Linked DNA regions of Homo sapiens: region 1 is linked to region 2. Evidence: chromatin loops called from intact Hi-C (ENCODE). Cell type or tissue: natural killer cell. All regions are shown on one strand. Links, peaks and the distances in the headings refer to the core of each region. The heading gives the core; the rest is flanking DNA.

Region 1 (8,768 bases), core at 2,323-4,822, 220 kb before region 2:
CTCGCTGCTCCCCGGCTCTTGGAAGTTGGCTCGGAAAGGCCCGTGAGCTGCACTCTGGACGGACTGTTTCCAGCCTCAGAGGCCAGGGTCTACCTCGCACTGGGGGACCAGAATCTGAGTCCTGATGTCACCCTCGAAGGGGACGCATTCGTGGCCACTGCCACAGCCACAGCTAGCGCAGAGCAGGAGGGTGCCAGGCAGCTGGTCTGCAACGTCACCCTGGGGGGCGAAAACCGGGAGACCCGGGAGAACGTGACCATCTACAGTAAGGAAGGAGGCGGGGTCTCCGCGGCTCCGAGGTGGGACCAGAGGAATGCGAAGGCGGGGCGAAGAGTGGGCGGGACCTCAGTACCGGAACAGGCGTGGCCCGAGGGGCGGGGCAGGTGGGGGCGGAGACGTAATCGCTGGGGAGGAGGAGCCTGTACAGCCTGAGAGGCGGGGCGCCGTACCCTAGTTCGTTCTCAGCACCCCGAGGATTCGGGCAGATAAGGGGCGGGCCTTGACCGGAGGGAGGGGTATGGTCAGTATACTACGACCAAATGCTCCGCCCCCAGGCTTCCCGGCACCACTCCTGACCCTGAGCGAACCCAGCGTCTCCGAGGGGCAGATGGTGACAGTAACCTGCGCAGCTGGGGCCCAAGCTCTGGTCACACTGGAGGGAGTTCCAGCCGCGGTCCCGGGGCAGCCCGCCCAGCTTCAGCTAAATGCCACCGAGAACGACGACAGACGCAGCTTCTTCTGCGACGCCACCCTCGATGTGGACGGGGAGACCCTGATCAAGAACAGGAGCGCAGAGCTTCGTGTCCTATGTGAGTTGGTGATAACCCCTCGCCCCCCACCTTCTGGTGACTTCCAAGGACCCGCCTGCTCCCTCACCGTGTCGTGGAGGCGGAGCCATTTCTTACGTCTAAGCCTCTGTAACCCCACGCCCTGCCCGCAGACGCTCCCCGGCTAGACGATTCGGACTGCCCCAGGAGTTGGACGTGGCCCGAGGGCCCAGAGCAGACGCTGCGCTGCGAGGCCCGCGGGAACCCAGAACCCTCAGTGCACTGTGCGCGCTCCGACGGCGGGGCCGTGCTGGCTCTGGGCCTGCTGGGTCCAGTCACTCGGGCGCTCTCAGGCACTTACCGCTGCAAGGCGGCCAATGATCAAGGCGAGGCGGTCAAGGACGTAACGCTAACGGTGGAGTGTGAGTGGGGGTGCGCAGGGTGCATTTCTATCTGGTTCAAGGTCTGGAGGGTGGCCAGCCTCCAGGGAAGAGTAGGAGTAGGGTATGAGGTGTCCCTTTGGGTGAGGTTTTGGGAAAGGGAAGAGGCTGGTTAGTGGGGTTGGAGAAAGATCTTGGAGGATGGAAGGGACCGGGTGGGCGTGCCCCTAGCCTAGGGCGTGGTATTTGGGCGGAGTCGTGGAAAGGCGGGCAGTCCAGAGTGTTTAAGTTTTTAGACGAAAAAGGCGCCACTGGTGGCTCAGGAAGCTCCCAGACAGAGTGCATGCCTCGACTAGCGTGACACCTCCTTGGATCGGCGTCCAAGGGTTATGCAGGGACAACACTTCGTGGAAGCCTTGCCGCGCCAAGGAGGGTCTAGGGACGTCAGATTTGCCCCCAAACCCCAAAGCCAACAATACACTCCCTCCTCCAGACGCACCAGCGCTGGACAGCGTGGGCTGCCCAGAACGCATTACTTGGCTGGAGGGAACAGAAGCCTCGCTGAGCTGTGTGGCGCACGGGGTACCGCCGCCTGATGTGATCTGCGTGCGCTCTGGAGAACTCGGGGCCGTCATCGAGGGGCTGTTGCGTGTGGCCCGGGAGCATGCGGGCACTTACCGCTGCGAAGCCACCAACCCTCGGGGCTCTGCGGCCAAAAATGTGGCCGTCACGGTGGAATGTGAGTAGGGGCACCGCGGAGTTAGGCAGGATCTGTGGGACAACCCCGGCTGGACTTCCTGGCCCCCGTGTGAGCCCCTGCAATCCTGTTTCCCAGATGGCCCCAGGTTTGAGGAGCCGAGCTGCCCCAGCAATTGGACATGGGTGGAAGGATCTGGGCGCCTGTTTTCCTGTGAGGTCGATGGGAAGCCACAGCCAAGCGTGAAGTGCGTGGGCTCCGGGGGCGCCACTGAGGGGGTGCTGCTGCCGCTGGCACCCCCAGACCCTAGTCCCAGAGCTCCCAGAATCCCTAGAGTCCTGGCACCCGGTATCTACGTCTGCAACGCCACCAACCGCCACGGCTCCGTGGCCAAAACAGTCGTCGTGAGCGCGGAGTGTGAGCGAGGCCCAGGCGGGTAGGGAGCAGGGGTGCCCCACGGTCCAGGCACTCCCTGACATCCCCCATGGCTGCTTTGCAGCGCCACCGGAGATGGATGAATCTACCTGCCCAAGTCACCAGACGTGGCTGGAAGGGGCTGAGGCTTCCGCGCTGGCCTGCGCCGCCCGGGGTCGCCCTTCCCCAGGAGTGCGCTGCTCTCGGGAAGGCATCCCATGGCCTGAGCAGCAGCGCGTGTCCCGAGAGGACGCGGGCACTTACCACTGTGTGGCCACCAATGCGCATGGCACGGACTCCCGGACCGTCACTGTGGGCGTGGAATGTGAGTGGGGGCAGCACCGGATGGAGGGGACACGGTCCTCGGAAGAATGACTCGCAGCGGTGGGAGCATTCAAGGGCACCTCTCCCAATCCCATTCTCGGGGACAGGGAATTCCAGCCTAAACCAGGGGGTAATGAAAATTCTAGCCAGGCGCAGTGGCTCAGGTCTGTAATCCCAACACTTTGGAAGGTTGAGGCGGATGAATCACTTGAGGCCAGGAGTTCGAGACCAGCCCGGCCAACATGGCGAAAACCCGTCTCTACAAAAATTAGCCGGTCGTGGTGGTGGGCGCCTGTGGTCCCAGCTACTTGGGAGGCTGAGGCAGGAGAATCGCTTGAGCCTGGGAGGCAGAGGTTGCAGGGAGCCGAGATCCCGCCACTGCACTCCAGCCTGGGCAACAGAGTGAGACTCTTTCTTAGAAAAACAGAAAAAGAAAATTATAGGGAATAGGAGCACGGCCCTCCTCAAATCCTGGATTAGAACACTGACCTGGGCTTCACCTCCTTCCATTCGGTGAAGAAGGGCGAGGAATTTTAGCCGCAACAGCAGCCTGATTGTCGGGGAAGGAGGCTCTGATAGGAGGCAGGATCCTCTTCTGCCCATCAGAGGCGCGGTGGTCTCCCATCGATCGTTGTGGGCCGGAGCAGGGCATTTGATCAGTGGCTGGGCCGGCGCTAAGCCCCACTTCACCTTCTGTGCCCTTCAGACCGGCCAGTGGTGGCCGAACTTGCTGCCTCGCCCCCTGGAGGCGTGCGCCCAGGAGGAAACTTCACGTTGACCTGCCGCGCGGAGGCCTGGCCTCCAGCCCAGATCAGCTGGCGCGCGCCCCCGGGGGCCCTCAACATCGGCCTGTCGAGCAACAACAGCACACTGAGCGTGGCAGGCGCCATGGGAAGCCACGGCGGCGAGTACGAGTGCGCAGCCACCAACGCGCACGGGCGCCACGCGCGGCGCATCACGGTGCGCGTGGCCGGTAAGTGGCAGCTGGGGAGAGGCGGGGCGAGGTATCTGAGAGGGGGCGTGACCTGGGTCTTGGGGCGGCCGGCCCCGCCTGCCTCCCTCTCGGTCCCGGTAGACTAGACGGAAGTGGGACAGAGTAGAAGTCAAAGGTGCCTTAGCGGGTGGGGCTGTTGATCGCACTTTGAGGGGTGGGAGATGGAGGTGGCAGGGGGACTGAATTCAAGGGGAGGGACCCTCCGGGGCTGTCACTGCTGCAGGAAAGGACTTTAAAACTTGGGCTGGATTCTGCGTGGTGGAAACTTGACCCAATTCACAATCCACTGTGGGGAAGATTGGGGAGGGACCAAAGTCATTGGATGTTGGAGGGAGAGAGGGGTCAAGATCGCCTTCTCTCACTTCCTGAAGCTCCTGGGGCTGGGTTCTCTCTGGGGTCGGGGGAACCTGACCTGGTCCTGCCGGTCCTCATTTTTTGGGGGATGGGGAGAGTTGACTTGTCGCCAGGGGGCTAAGTGTGGTCACGGGTTTATATCCCCATGGGCTGAAGTGCGATATAAATCGGGACTCGGGTCGCCCTGGCACTGGGAGTGGCCTTATTGCATGGGTTGTCTCCCTTCTCCCAAGGCCAGACAGTGAGCTCCCCGGGGCATGAGGACTGACTTCGTGCCTGTGGGAGTGCGGGGGGCGGTGGGAGAAGCCCCCCGGAGCTTGGCCACCCTCCGCGAGGGTCTCCACCCCGCAGGTCCGTGGCTATGGGTCGCCGTGGGCGGCGCGGCGGGGGGCGCGGCGCTGCTGGCCGCGGGGGCCGGCCTGGCCTTCTACGTGCAGTCCACCGCCTGCAAGAAGGGCGAGTACAACGTGCAGGAGGCCGAGAGCTCAGGCGAGGCCGTGTGTCTGAACGGAGCGGGCGGCGGCGCTGGCGGGGCGGCAGGCGCGGAGGGCGGACCCGAGGCGGCGGGGGGCGCGGCCGAGTCGCCGGCGGAGGGCGAGGTCTTCGCCATACAGCTGACATCGGCGTGAGCCCGCTCCCCTCTCCCCGCGGGCCGGGGGACGCCCCCCAGACTCACACGGGGGCTTATTTATTGCTTTATTTATTTACTTATTCATTTATTTATGTATTCAACTCCAAGGGCGTCACCCCCATTTTCTACCCATCCCCTCAATAAAGTTTTTATAAAGGAACTCCCTGTCTCCGCTTCTGTTTCTGCAAGGTGGAACAAGCCCAGGGTTCCAGTCGTGACCTCCCGAGTTATTCATTCAAAAAGCGATTTTTGAGAGGGCCTGGGGTGGTGGCTTAGGCCTGTAATCCCAGGACTTGTGGGAGGCCCAGGTGGGAGGATCCCTTGCACCCAAGAGTTTCAGACCAGCCTGGGCAACATAGGGAGACCCTACAAAAAATATTTTTCAAAAATTAGCCAAGGCCGGTCGCGGTGGCTCATGCGTGTAATCCCAGGACTTTGGAAGGCCGAGGCGGCCAGATCACGAGGTCGAGGTCATGAGATCGAGACCATCCTGGCCAATATGGTGAAACCCTGTCTCTACTAAAAATACAAAAATTAGCTGGGCATGGTGGTGCGCGCCTGTAGTCCCAGCTATTCGGGAGGCTGAGGCAGGAGAATCGCTTTAACCCCGGAGGCAGAGGTTGCAGTGAGCCGAGATCGTGCCACTGAACTCCAGCCTGGCGACAGAGCGAGATTCCGTCTTAAAAAAAAAACCAGGCGTGGTGGCTCACGCCTGTAATCCCAGCACTTTGGGAGGCCGAGGCGGGCGGATCACGAGGTCGGGAGATCGAGACCATCCTCGCTAACACGGTGAAACCCCGTCTCTACTAAAAATACAAAAAAAAAAAAAAAAAAAAAATTAGCCGAGCGTGGTGGCGGGCGCCTGTAGTCCCAGCTACTCAGGAGGCTGAGGCAGGAGAATGGCATGAACCCGGGGAGCAGAGCTTGCAGTGAGCCGAGATCGCGCCACTGCACTCCACCCTGGCAGACAGCAAGACTCCGTCTCAAAAAAAAAAAAAAAAATTAGCCAGGGCCGAGCACAGTACTCTCGCTTGAATCCCAGAACTTTGGGAAACTAAGGCGGGGGGGGGGGGTCACTTGAGGTCAGGAGTTCGAGACCACCCTGGCCAACGTGGTGAAACACCTTCTCTACCAAAAATACAAAAAAATTAAGGCCGGGTGAAGTGGCTCACGTCTGTAATCCCAGCACTTTGCGAGGCTGAGGCGGGCGGATCATGGGGTTAGAAGATCAAGACTGTCCTGGCTAACATGGTGAAACCCCGTCACTACTAAAAACACAAAAATTAGCCGGGCGTGGTGGCACATGCCTGTAGTCCCAGCTACTCAAGAGGCTGAGGCAGGAGAATCGCTTTAACCCCGGAGGCAGAGGTTGCAGTGAGCCAAGATCGCACCACTGCACTCCAGCCTGGGCAATAGAGCGAGACTCTGTCTCAAAAAAAAACCAAAAACAAAAACAAAAAAATACAAAAATTTAGCTGGGCTGTAGTGGCACACGCCCTGTAATCCCAGCTACTCGTGAGGCTGAGGCAGGAGAATTGCTAGAACCCGGGAGGTAGAGATCTTGCCATTGCACTCCAGCCTGGGCAACAGAACTAGACTCTGTCTCAAAAAAAAAAAAAAAAAAAAAAAAGTGTTTTTTGAGGGGGCTGGGCATGGTGGCTCAAGCCTGTAATCCCAGGACTTTTGGGAGGCCCAGGTGGGAGGATCCCTTGTGCCCACGAGTTTCAGACCAGCCTGGGCAACATAGCGAGACCCTACAAAAAAACATGTTTCAAAAAAAAATTTTTTTTTTTGAGATGGAGTCTCGCTCTGTCGCCCAGGCTGGACAGCAGTGGCACTATCTCTGCTCACTGCAAGCTCCGTCTCCCGGGTTCATGCCATTCTCCTGCCTCAGCCTCCCAAGTAGCTGGGATTACAGGCGCCTGCCACCACACCCAGCTAATTTTTTTTTGTATTTTTAGTAGAGATGGGATTTCACCGTGTTCGCCAGGATGGTCTCTATTCCTGACCTCGAGATCCACCCGCCTCAGCCTCCCAAAGTGCTGGGATTACAGGCGTGAGCCACCGCGCCCGGCCTCAAAAAAAAAATTTTTTTTTTGAGATGGAGTCTTGCTCTGTCACCCAGGCTGGAGTGCTGTGGTGTGATCTTGGCTCACTGCAACCTCTGCCTCCTGGGTTCAAGCAATTCCCCTGCCTTGGCTTCCCAAATAGCTGGGACTATAGGCATGCACCACCACACCCAGCTAATTTTTGTATTTTTAGTAGAGACAGGGTTTCACCATGTTGGCCAGGCTGGTCTCGAACTCCTGACCTAAGGTGATCCACCTGCCTCGGTCTCCCAAAGTGCTGGGATTACAGCTGTAAGCCACCATGCCTGGTGTATTTTTCAAAAATTAGCCAGACATGGTGGTGCATGCCTGTAGTCCCAGCTACTTGGGAGGCTGAGGCAGGAGGATCCTTTGAGCCTAGGAGGTCAAAGCCACTTCCAGCTATGATATCGTCATTGTGCTCCAGCCCAGGTGACAGAACCAGACCCTGTCTCTAAAAACAAACAACGAAAAAATCCAAAAACTTTTTTTGAACACCTACTATGCATCAGGCACAATCTAAGCTGTCTTTTTCTTTTTCTTTTTTTTTTTTTTTTGAGACGGAGTCTCTCTGTCGCCCAGGCTGGAGTGCAGTGGTGTAATCTCAGCTCACTGCAAGCTCTGCCTCCCACGTTCAAGCGATTTTCCTGCCTCAGCCTCCTGAGTAGCTGGGATTACAGGCGCGCGCCACCACTACGCCCGGCTAATTTTTGTATTTTTAGTAGAGACAGGGTTTCACCATGTTGGTCAGGCTAGTCTGGAACTACTGACCTCGTGATTCACCTGCCTCGGTCTCCCAACGTGCTGGAATTACAAGCCTGAGCCACTGTGCCTGGCCCGGCTGGCTGTCTTTTCTCAGTGTGACCTAGAGCTCGTCCTCTCTCAGTGCCTGTTTTCTGCTCTCTTCACACCCTTGGGCAGGGGTGGGGGCCTCACTCCTTCCTCCTACTTATCTCTTCCACCCAGCACTGCCCTCTGATCCGGGTCACTCTTGGAGGTGGGGGCTAGGTGCTTCCCCCAGGCCTGGTTACCGGCAGAGCTGAGGCCGCCTTGCCAGGGTGGGTGGAGGCCCTCTCCGTTGTGCCCCTGCCCTGAGACTTCGGTGAGACCTTCCTGGGCAGGCACTGGCTGATGCTATGGGTGTCAGCCCTTAGCATGTCCTCCCTGTTAAAGGGGGCACCCCTGCCCCGCCCTCAATGCCTCCTTTGTCCTGTGTCCACCCACAGTGCTTCAGTTTACCCCCACCCTGCCTTTCCACTCAGCCCATCATGATTCAGAACAGACACACACAGGGTATCCGCTGCAACCCCCACTACACGGCACCTTCCCCCCTCATCCCCAACAGCATAAGGCACAGCAGCTGGGCCTCCTCCCCACAGCCTCCTCCTCTGCCCCTCCTCCCTCAAAAGCAGGAACACGGAGCCCTAGAGAAGGAAGCCAGTCCCATGCAAACATGTAATGAGCAAAGATGAGACGGGGAAATGGCACAAGAGGGCAGGCCAGTGCTCGGTGCTGGAGCCAGGGGCCAGGTATAACACCCAAAAAGGCACCAGCCAGGTGCAGTCCCTGCCACTAACAGCACCTCACCTTTTCTGCCTGTGCCCTCCCTACTTAATGATCTCTCTCCGCTCCTACTGACCTCAAGGTCTCTTTCAGAGCCTTCAGATGAGATATTTATTTTAGTAGGTTGGTGCAAAAGTAATTGCTGTTTTTGCCATTGAAAGTAATGGCAGGCAGGGCATGGTGGCTCACGCCTGTAATCCCAGCACTTTGGGAGGCCGAGGTGGGCAGATCACGAGGTCAGGAGTTCAAGACCAGCCTGGCTAACATGGTGAAACCCTGTCTCTACTAACAATACAAAAAAAATTAGCCGGACATGGTGGCACACCCCTGTAGTCTCAGCTACTTGGGAGGCTGAGGCAGGAGAACTGCTTGAACCCTGAAGCGGAGGCTGCAGTGAGCTGAAATCACGCCACTGCACTCCAGCCTGGGCCACAGAGTGAGACTGTCTCAGAGGAAAAAAAAAAAAAAAAAGTAATGGCAAAAACTGCAATTACTTTTTCTTTTTCTTTCTGTTTTTTTTTTTGTTTGTTTGTTTGTTTGTTTGTTTGTTTGAGACG
Region 2 (10,628 bases), core at 4,664-7,163:
CTGACTCAAAAAAATAAATAAGTAAATAAAAAATAAAAATATTAAATGCGAATGCTGGCTCCCAAGAGACAGAAACCATTGCTATTTTTCATGACTGGGGATACTGATTTGTCATGCACACCGTTTATCATGTAACGTTAACTTTTAAATAAATGTATGTAAGTTTATTTTAAAGAATTCATCTAGGCTGGGTGCGGTGGCTCACATCTGTAATCCCAGCACTTTGGGAGCCGAGGTGGGTGGATCACGAGATCAGGAGTTCAAGACCAGCCTGGCCAACATGGTGAAACCCCCATCTCTACTAAAAATACAAAAATTAACCGGGCGTGGTGGCGGGCGCCTGTAATCCCCAGCTACTCGGGAGGCTGAGGCAGAGAATTGCTTGAACCCGGGAGGCAGAGGTTGCAGTGAGCAGAGATCGCGCCACCACACTCCAGCCTGTGCAACAGAGTGAGACTCTGTCTCAAAAAAAAAAAAAAAAAAAGAAAAAAAAAGAATTCATCTAAATTTCATCCAAATTATAATTATTTTTAAAAGATAGAGAGGCCAGGCGCAGTGGCTCATGCTTGTAATCCTAGCACTTTGGTAGGCCAAGACGGGTGGATCACCTGAGGTTAGGAGTTCGAGACCGGCCTGACCAATATGGTGAGACCGCCGTCTCTACTAAATACAAAAAATTAACCGGGTGTGGTGGTGGGTAAGTGAAGGTTGCAGTGAGCCGAAATCCTGCCATTGCACTCCAGCCTGAGCAACAGCGCGAGACTACGTCTCGAAAGGAAAAGAAAAAAAAAAAAGATAGATGGGATTTCGCCATGTAAGTGAATAATAAATGGAAACTCTAGGCCCCTGGAGCCTCCAGGGTGAATTTGAAAGATTGAACGTCCTGGCTCAGGGTCTGGAAGGAATCACGTGTAGGGCTACGTTGGAGTTACCCCGCTACCCCAAATCCTTGTTGCGTGTAGATGCAGTTCCAGACAGCTCCTCAGGGGGGCGGCCTAGATAGTCCGTGAACACGCTGAGTGGCCGAGGTTGTAACCAGCGCCTTCCTGGCACGTTGCAGAAAACAACCTCTCTAATATCTCTCAAAATCAAACCTACAGGTCCAGTGAGCCAGGTGCTTGTAGAGATTTATCCAAGGTGCACTCGCACACATACAGGAGGAAGCATGTGCACACATTCATTGCATTATAATGCATATCATGGCAAAAGGACTGGATCCCATTCACATGTCCCTCTGTAGAGCCCTGGCTTAATCAGTGGTGGCACATCCTTGCTAAGAAATACTATGCAGCCAGTTAAAAGGAGCAGTACATTTACTGTATGGATATGTACCTAGATCTTCTATTTTTTCTTTTCTCTTTTTCTTTTTCGATTTTCATTTATTTATTTATTTATTTATTTATTTATTTTTGAGACGGAGTCTCGCACTGTCACCCGGGTTGGTGTGCAGTGGTGTGATCTTGGCTTGCTGCAACCTCTGCATCCCGGGTTCAAGCGATTCTTCTACCTCAGCCTCCCAAGTAGCTAGGATTACAGGTGCCTGCCACCATACCCAGCTAATTTTTTGTATTTTTAGTACAGACAGCGTTTCATCATGTTGGTCAGGCTGGTCTTGAACTCCTGACCTCGTGATCCTCCCGCCTCGTCTTCCCAAAGTGCTGGGATTACCGACGTGAGCCACTGCACCCAGACTCTTTTTTTATTTTATTTATTTATTTTTCTTTTTTTGAGACAAGGTCTTGCTCTGTCACCCAGGCTGGAGTGCGGTGGCACAATCATAGCTCACTTCAGCCTTGACCTCCTGAGATCAAGTGATCCTGCTGCCCCAGCCTCCCAAGTAGCTGGGACTACAGTCACTCACTACCACACCCAGCTAACTTCCCCCCACCCTTTTTTTCTTTCTTTTGTAGAGCTGGGGCTTCACCATGTTGCCCAGGCTGATCTCGAACTCCTGGGCTCGACGGATCCTCCCTACTTGGTCTCCCAGAGTTCTGGGATTACAGGTGTAAGCCACCACGCCCCACCTCTTTTTTTTTTTTTTTTTTTTTAACAGGGTCTTGCTGTCACCCAGGATGGCGTGCAGCAGTGCAATCATGGCTCACTGCAGCCTCGAACTCCTGGCTCAAGCCATCCTCCTGCCTCAGCCTCCCAAGTAGCTGGGACCACAGGTGTATGCCACCACACTTGGCTAAGTTATTTCTTTTTTGTAGAGATGGTGTCTCACTATGTTGCCCAGGTTGGTCTCAAACTCCTGGGCTCAAGTGATCCTCCTGCTTCAGCCCTGCAAAGTGCTGAGATTACAGGCATAAGTCACTGTACCTGACCAGGCCTCTATTTTTTTAATGTAAAAAAAGAGCCAGGCCCAGTGGCTTACGCCTGTCATCCCAGCACTTTGGGGGGCCGAGGCGGGCAGATCACCTGAGGTCAGGTGTTCGAGACCAGCCTGACCAACACAGTGAAACCTCGTCTCTACTAAAAATACAAAATAAGCCAGGTGTAGTGGCGCATACCTGTAATCCCAGCTACTCAGGAGGCTGAGGCAGGAGAATCACTTGAACCCCGGAGGTGGAGGTTGTGGTGAGCTGAGATCGTGCCACTGCACTCCAGCCTGTGCAACAAGAGCAAAACTGCATCTCAAAAAAAGAAGTGCTATGGACCAAATTATGCACCCGTACCCCCTTTTCGTGTGTTGCAGCCCTAACCCTCAATGGAATGGTATTTGGAGATGGGGCCTTTGGGAAGCGATTAGGTCTAGATGAGGTCATGAAGGTGGGAACCTCATGATGGGATTAGTGTCTTTATAGGAAGAGCACACCAGAAAGTGTTCTCTCTTTCTTTTTTCTTTTCTTTTTTTTTTTTTTTTTTTTTTTTGAGACAGGCTGGAATGCAGTGGTGCCATCTCCACTCACTACAACCTCCGCCTTACAGGTTCAAGCAATTCTCCTGCCTCAGCCTCCTGAGTAGCTGGAGTTACAGATGTGTGCCACCACACCCAGCTGATTTTTGTATTTTTAGTAGAGATGGGGTTTCACCATGTTGGCCAGGCTGATCTTGAACTCCTGGCCTCAGTTGATCCACCTGCCTCAGTCTCCCAAAGTGTTGGGATTATAGTCATGAGCTACCTCGCCCGACCTGCTCTCTGTTTCTTTCCCCAACATGTGGGAACACAGTGAGAAAGCGGCTGTCTGCAAGCTCAGAAGAGAGTCCTCACTAGAACACAACCATGCTGACATTCTCTTTTTTTGAGACCATGTCTCGCCCTGTCGCCCAGGCTGGAGTGCAGTGGAGTGATCTCCGCTCACTGCAACCCCTGACTCCTGGGTTCAAGCGATTCTTCTGCCCCAGCCTCCGGAGTAGCTGGGATTACATGCGCATGCCGCCACACCCAGGTAATTTTTTGTATCTTTAGTAGCAACGGGGTTTCACCATGTTGGCCATGCTGGTCTCAGATTCCTGACCTCGTGATCCACCTGCTTCGGCCTCAGTGCTGAGATTACAGGCGCGAGCCACTGCTCCTGGCCTTTTTTTTTTTTTTTTTTTTTTTTTTTTTCCGAGACAGAGTCTCGCTCTGTAATCCAGGCTGAAGTGCAATGTCGCGATCTCAGCTCACTGCAACCTCCACCTTCTGAGTTCAAGCAGTTCTCCTGCCTTAGCCTCCCCAGTAGCTGGGATTACAGGCACCTGCCACCACGCCTAGCTAATTTTTTTTTTGTATTTTTGGTAGAGACAGCTGTTTCACCGTGTTGGCCAGGCTGTTCTCGAACTCCTGATCTCAGGTGATCCGCCTGCCTGGGCCTCCCAAAGTGCTGGGATTACAGGCGTGAGCCACAGTGTCCGGCCCCAGGCTGCCATTCTGATATTGGACTTCCTACCCTCCAGAACGATGCAAAAGTAATTACTGGGACTTAAGCCACCCCATCTAGGGTATTTGTTATGCAGTCCAAGCTGACTAAGAGCAAGACATTACAAAATGTGTGGGTATTGCCAGGCGCTGTGGCTCATGTCTGTAATCCCAGCACTTGGGAGGCCGAGGCAGGTGAATCACTTGAGCTCAGGAGTTTGAGACCAGCCTCAAAAAAAAAAAAATTAGCTGTGTGTGGTTGTGAGCTGTGTTGTGGTTTTGAGCTCTGTGGTTGTGAGCCAGGTGTGGTGTGGGGATATTTGGTCCCAGCTACTACACGGGAGGCTGAGGCAGGAGTAGTATTGCTTGAGCCTGAGAGGTGGAGGCTGCAGTGGGCCATAATTGTGTCAAATGCACTCCAGCCTGGGCAACACAGCAAGACCCTATCTCAAAAACCAAACAAACAAGAAAATGTGTGGGTGTGCAATATTTTTGCAAGATATACTTTTCAAAAAAATTTTTTAGACAGGTCTTGCTGTATCACCCAGGCTGGAGTGCAATTGTACAATCATAGCTCACTGCAGCCTTGACCTCCCAGGCTCAGGCGATCCTCCCACTCCAGCCTCCCCAGTGTCTGGGACCATAGGCATGTGCCACTGTGCCCGGGTGATTTTTTTTTTTTTTTTAGATAGTGTCTCACTCTGTTACTCAGATTGGAGTGCAGTGGCATGATCTCGGCTCCCTGCAACCTCTACTTCCTGGGTTCAAGCAATTCTCATGCCTCAGCCTCCTGAGTAGCTGGGATTACAGGAACCTGCCACAACGCCTGGCTATTTTTTGCATTTTTAGTAGAGACGGGGTTTCACCATGTTGGCTAGGCTTGTATCTAACTCCTGGCCTCAAGTAATCCTCCCGCCTTGGCCTCCCAAAGTGCTGGGATTACAGGCATGAGCCACCATGCCCGGCCCACCTGGGTGATTTTTGAATCATTTCTAGAAACTGGGTCTCCCTATGTTGTGTGGGCCTATCTCCAACTACTGGGCTCAAATGATCCTTCTGCCTCAGCCTCCCAAAATGCTAGGATTACAGGCGTGAGCCAACATGCCCTGCCAAGATATACTGTTAAGTCAACAAAGCAACATGCAGAACAGTGATAAATTTGTACAAAAAGACAGGAGGTGTATTTACATTTCATTTTGGCAAGGTGAATCCACAGACTAGCTCTGGAAGGTCCCCAGGAGTCCCACTGTGATCGCCACAAGGAAGGGGAACTGCGTGCTTTTTTTTTTTTCTTGAGATGGAGTTTCATTCTTTTTGCCGAGGCTGAAGAGCAATGGCATGAGCTCGGCTCACTGCAACCTCTGCCTCTTGGGTTCACGTGATTCTCCTGCCTTGGCCTCCCAAGTAGCTGGGATTACGGGTGCACGCCACCATGCCCGGCTAATTTTGTATTTTAAGTAGAGACGGGGTTTCCCCATGATGGCCAGACTGGTCTCAAACTCCTGACCTCAGGTGATCCGCCCGCCTCGGCCTCCCAAAGTGCTGGGATTACAGGTATGAGTCCACTGCGCCTGGCTGAACTGGATGCTTTTTAAATTTTCTAGAAAACTCATAAGCAAGTGTGCCTGTGTTCCAACTGGTTGGTTTCCCGTGTGTGTGGCCTCCAGGGGCACTCTGAACGTGGCCAGCAGGGACTTGGGGTCCCCCCAGTCTGGGACACCTGTCCCCAAAACACCGCTTTTTTTGAGGTTGCCTGCAGTTCCAAGGTTTCCCGGAAGGTGGAGCGCTGCAGTCTGAACCCGAAGCCAGACGCCCCCCAACCCGGCCCCAGGGCCCATCCAGCCGTTCAGGGGTCAAGAATGCGCCTGGGGACATGCCGGGGGCAGGGGCCAGCACGTCTGGAGCCTTTTATGGGCACAAACGGCGCCCTGGCATCGTTCCAACCATGAATGCAGACCCCCGTGGGAGGGACTGTTGGCATAGCCTTGCCAGACCCATCTGGAGGGGTCAGATACCAAGCCAGTGCCTCCTGGGGCCTGAAGCTTAAGCTAATGTCCTGGCTCAGACACTGAGACAAGGTAGTCACTGTCTGGAATTTCCTCATCTGTCTAATGGGGATTAGGAAACCTACCTTGCAAAGTTGCTATAAGGCTGAAAAATAGGTGTGTCCCAGAACTGTGCAGAAAACTAGCCAGACAAAATGAACTCTTACTTTAGGCCGGGTGTGGAGGCTCACACCTGTATCCCAGCACTTCGTTGTTGTTGTTGTTGTTGTTATTGTTATTTTGTTTTCTGAGATGGAGTCTTGCTCGGTCGCCCAGGCTGGAGTGCAGTGGCGCGATCTCAACTTACTGCAACCTCCAGCCTCCTGGGTTCAAGTGATTCTCCCTCCTCAGCCTCCCGAGTAGCTCGGACTACAGGCGCGCGGCACCATGCCCGGCTAATTTTTTTTTTTTTTTTTGTATTTTTATTAGAGGCGGAGTTTCACCATGTTGGCCAGGCTGGTCTCGAGCTCCTGACCTCTAGAGATCCGCCTGCCTCGGCTTCCCAAAGTGCTGGGATTACAGGTGTGAGTCACCGTGCCTGGCCTTTATCCCAGCACTTTGGGAGGCCAAGGTGGGTTGCTTGAGCCCAGGAGTTTGAGACCAGCCTGGGCAACGTGGTGAGAAATCATCTCTAAAAAAAAATTCAAAACATGTTTGGTGTGGTGCTCCAGTAGCCCCAGCTACTCGGGTTGGGGGCTGAGGCAAGAGGATCACTTGAGCACAGGAGTTCAGGAGGATCACTTGAGGCTGCAGTGAGCTGGGATTATGCCAGTGTACTCCAGGCTGGGCGACAGAGCAAGATCCTATCTCAAAAAGAAACCAAAAAACGGCCGGGCACAGTGGCTCTACCTGTAATCCCAGCACTTTGGGAGGCTGAGGCGGGCAGATCACGAGGTCAGGAGTTTAAGACCAGCCTGATCAATATGTGAAACCCCATCTCTACTAAAAATACAAAAACTAGCCAGGTGTGGTGGCGGTGCCTGTAATCCCAGCTACTCGGGAGGCTGAGGCAGGAGAATCGCCTGAACCCAGGAGGCGGAGGTTGTAGTGAGCCAAGATTGCAGCACTGCACTCCAGCCTGGTGACGGAGTGAGACTTCATCTCAAAAAAAAAAAAAAGGCCAGGCGCAGTGGCTCACACCTGTTATCCCAGCACTTTGGGAGGCCGAGGTGGGCGGATCACAAGGTCAGGAGATCAAGACCATCCTGGCTAACACTGTGAAACCCCATCTCTACTAAAAATACAAAAAAATTAGCCATGCTTGGTGGCGGGCACCTGTAGTCCCAGCTACTTGGGAAGCTGAGGCAGGAGAATGGCGTGAACCTGGGAGGTGGAGCTTACAGTGAGCCGAGATTGCGCCACTGCACTCCAGCCTGGGTGATAGAGTGAGCCTCCATCTCAAAAAAAAAAAAAAAAGAGAAACCAAAAAACCTCTTATGTTTTCCTAAAAGACATGATTTCATCACACAGGCTGGAGTTCAGTTATGCAAAAATAGCTCACTGCAGCCCCTGAGCTCCTGGGTTCTGGAAATCCTCCTTCTTCAGCCTCCCCAGTAGCTGTGACTATAGGCATGCGTAACCACAACTGCCTAATTTTTAAAATTTTTTGTAGAGATGGGGTCTCACTATGTTGACCAGGCTGGTCTCAAACTCCCAGCCTCAATCGATCCTTCTGCCTCAGCCTCCCAAAGTGTTGGGATTACAGGCATGAGCCACTGTGTCTGGCCTTATTTTGTTATCCTTTTTTTTTTTTTTTTTTTTTTAGACCGAGTCTCACTTTGTTACCCAGGCTGGAGTGCAGCTCTTTGCAACCTCCGCCTCCCAGTTTCAAGGGATTCTCCTGCCTCAGCCTCCCGAGTAGCTGGAACTATATGCGTAAGCCATCACACTTGGCTAATTTTGGTATTTTTAGTAGAGATGGGGTTTCACCATGTTGGCCAAACTGGTCTCAAACTCCTGACATCAGGTGATCTGCCCACCTCTGCCTCCCAAAGTGCTGGGGTTAGAGGCATGAGTCACGGCACCCAGCCTATTATTATTATTTCTTTTAATGAAGGATCTGAAACTGCATTTGAAGAAATTTTATTAACTGGGCATGGTGGTGCATGCCTGTAGTCCCAGCTACTAGGGAGGCTGAAGCAGGAACTCCAGGCTTGATCCCAGGAGTTCCAGGCTGCAGTGAGCTATAATTGTGCCCATTGCACTCCAGCCTGGGTGACAGAGCACAAGATCCCAACTCAAAAAAAAAAAAAAGAAAGAAAGAAAGAAAAGAAAAATAAAAAAGAAATTTTATTACCAGATAGGATTTGGCTGAGTCTCCCAGAGTCAAATTTGGGGGTGCCCCACCCTTGGCATTGTCCTTGATAACTTTATTCCACTCTTACACTCAATTCCTCAGTAATTCTGTCTGCTGCCTCTAAAATCTATCTAGAATCCACGGGGTCTGGGCTTAGCTGGAATCTCCATCATTGTTCCTGTGGCTCAGTGCAGCCCCCCTTCACCTTCTCTGGTTTTCAACCTCCCATGGAGGCCACAAGACACCTGTGATCACCTGAATTAGGGCAAGTCCCTCTTCTGCTTAGAAGCTTCTATGGCTCCCACCTCACTCAGAGCAAAAGCGAAGTCCTCTATATCACCCACAAGGTCCTTCGGGAACTACTCCTTCAGCTCCTTGTCTCCTCCCATTCTCCCCCTCCGTCCCTGCTCCAGGCACACCAGCATCGCTGCATTTCTTAGAACACATGGGCACATTTCAGCCTCAGGGCCTTTGCGCATGCCATTCCCTCATCCTGAAATGCTTTTCTTTTGGTCTTCCCAGGACAGAGGTCTCAGCTCACATCACAAGTCACTACCTCTGCAGAGAGGTCTTCCCTGACCACCATCACCATCTCTGTCGTTTGTCACTGGAATCATCTCCATTATTTCATCACCGAGTTCTTTTCTGTGTTCCCAAGCAGAACGTCAATTCCACGAGGGCACAGATTTTTTGTCTGTTTGTTCACATTGTGGGGTGTCGCTGCATAAATACATTTCCCCTGCATCTTTTCCGACTGCACCTTTGGCTGCATTTCCTACAAATTCCTTTATGTAAAAAGAACAAGTCTGTAAAACTTGGGAAGACAGTCGTGGGCCGAGGGTGTCAGTCTGCAGCCGGTTCTGATACCAGAGTCCGGGCGGCTGTGGGTGCACCGGGGCTGCCTGTGGAGCCGCTGGTGTCCAGCCCGTCGCGCTGGGGCGATGAGCGCTCCGAGCCGCTGAAGCTCCCATCAAGGCCCGGGGGCAGGCAGCGGCGCAGGCCCCCGGAAGCCTCAGCCGCGCTCGCCGACTGCTGGGAGCCACTCGGGTCTCTGCCGCAGGAGTGGCGTCCGCAGCAGACCAGGCGCAGGAGCGCGTGGCGCAGGTCGCGGTTGGTGAGCGTGTAGATGATGGGGTTCAGAAGTGAGTTGGCCATGGCCAGTCCCAGGAAGGGATCGGCCTGCAGGAGTACAGGACAGGTGCGCGCCGGGCACGCCACGTCGAGCAACAGCAGCAGGAAGAGGGGGCCCCAACATGCCACAAAGGCCAGGAGCACCACGCTGAGCGTGCGCAGCAAGGCCAGCGAGCGCGGCTTGCGACGCGCCCGGGTCGAGGTGGTCCCCGCAGTCCCGGGCCGTGCCGGCAGGCGCCGCGCGTTGGCGCGTACCTGGCAGTAGATGCGCGCGTAGAGTGCACAGATAGCGGCCAGGATGCCCACGAAGGCGAGCACGCAGAAGAGCACGTAGGCCTTGGCGTAGAGCGGCAAGACAGTGGAGCAAGCGTCCAGGCGACCCAGGCAATTCCAGCCCAGCGCTGGCAGGAGCCCGAGGAGCAGCGACACGCCCCAGGCCGCGGCTGCCATCGCCAGCGTGCGCCCCCGACTGGAGACGGGCGCGGGCCCCCTGCGCGCCATGGTGAGGCTGCGCTCCAGCGCGATGGCCAGGAGGCTCAGCACGGACGCAGTGAGTGCCACGAAGACGCCTCCCTCCCGTGCGAACCAGAGCGCGGGGGACAGTTTCAGCGTGAGCGGCCCCGACAGTAGGATGTTGGCGGCGTAGGCGGCGCCTGCCAGCAGATCCGACAACGTGAGGCTGCCCAGGAGCAGGAACATGGGAGCGTGGAAGCGCGGGTGGCGTCCGAGCACCAACAACACGGCTAGATTCTCTAGCACGATGAAGGCGCACACCGCCAGGCACACCACGGCGTCGGCGCGCAGGCCGGCACCCGGCTGGTAGCGCGCACCGCGGAGCTTGCCGGTGTAGTTGTAATGCAGGACGATGACCTCGCTCACCGGCGCCGGCCGCAGCAGCCCCGACTCCATGGGCCGCGCGCCCCAAGGCTGTTGGAGAGGCAAGATACGGTGTCAGGCCGCGGTCCCCGTAAGCACGCTCGCAGCAGCCGGCTAAGTCGTGGGAAAGGGGCCCTACCCACTGACCATCACCCCCTATACATGGTGTCCAAGGGGGAGTTCAGGATGGAGGGATAGAGTCCGTGGAGACAGACATACACACAAATAATATCACGAGGGAACAAGGTGACATAGTCCCAAAAAAAGGGACATTAATAACACATGAATGGCTGGGCGCGGTGGTTCACACATGGCTGGGCGCGGTGGCTCAGGCCTGTAATCCCCGCCTGTAATCCCCCCAGGCTCAGGCCTGAGGCAGTGGCTCAGGCCTGGGAGGCCAAGGGGGGCAGATCACGAGGTCAGGAGATCGAGACCATCC

Evidence for each region. Peaks named below come from ENCODE experiments on the same cell type or tissue, not always from the same donor. Only the 100,000 strongest peaks of a DNase experiment are listed, where the experiment ranks them.
Region 1: it touches region 2 in a loop (6-fold over the local background); 2 of 110 quality-filtered maps call a loop at or near these places.

The regions. Positions count from the first base shown.
Region 1 is chr19:10,292,058-10,300,825 of GRCh38, forward strand. ICAM5 (intercellular adhesion molecule 5) reads left to right here. Exons shown (of 11, transcript NM_003259.4): 4 at 1-265; 5 at 555-809; 6 at 941-1,189; 7 at 1,641-1,886; 8 at 1,983-2,261; 9 at 2,344-2,583; 10 at 3,289-3,555; 11 at 4,282-4,721. The coding sequence ends at 4,559. Among named protein-coding and RNA genes, the nearest start is that of ICAM5, 6.5 kb to the left of the region's middle. RefSeq lists enhancers at 1-742, 7,577-7,826, silencers at 370-469, 7,506-7,670 and a cis regulatory region at 7,385-8,217. In natural killer cell, for the core only: no CTCF peak of the experiment used is centred there; a DNase peak (open chromatin) is centred at 3,584; H3K4me3 peaks cover 1,042 bases; H3K27me3 peaks cover 728 bases.
Region 2 is chr19:10,504,790-10,515,417 of GRCh38, forward strand. It overlaps S1PR5 (sphingosine-1-phosphate receptor 5), which reads right to left. Exons shown (of 2, transcript NM_030760.5): 2 at 7,953-10,240. The coding sequence starts at 10,222. The coding sequence ends at 9,026. Among named protein-coding and RNA genes, the nearest start is that of KEAP1, 6.7 kb to the left of the region's middle. RefSeq lists enhancers at 9,948-10,541, 10,542-10,628. In natural killer cell, for the core only: CTCF peaks have their summits at 5,629 and 5,829; a DNase peak (open chromatin) is centred at 5,612; H3K27ac peaks cover 1,797 bases.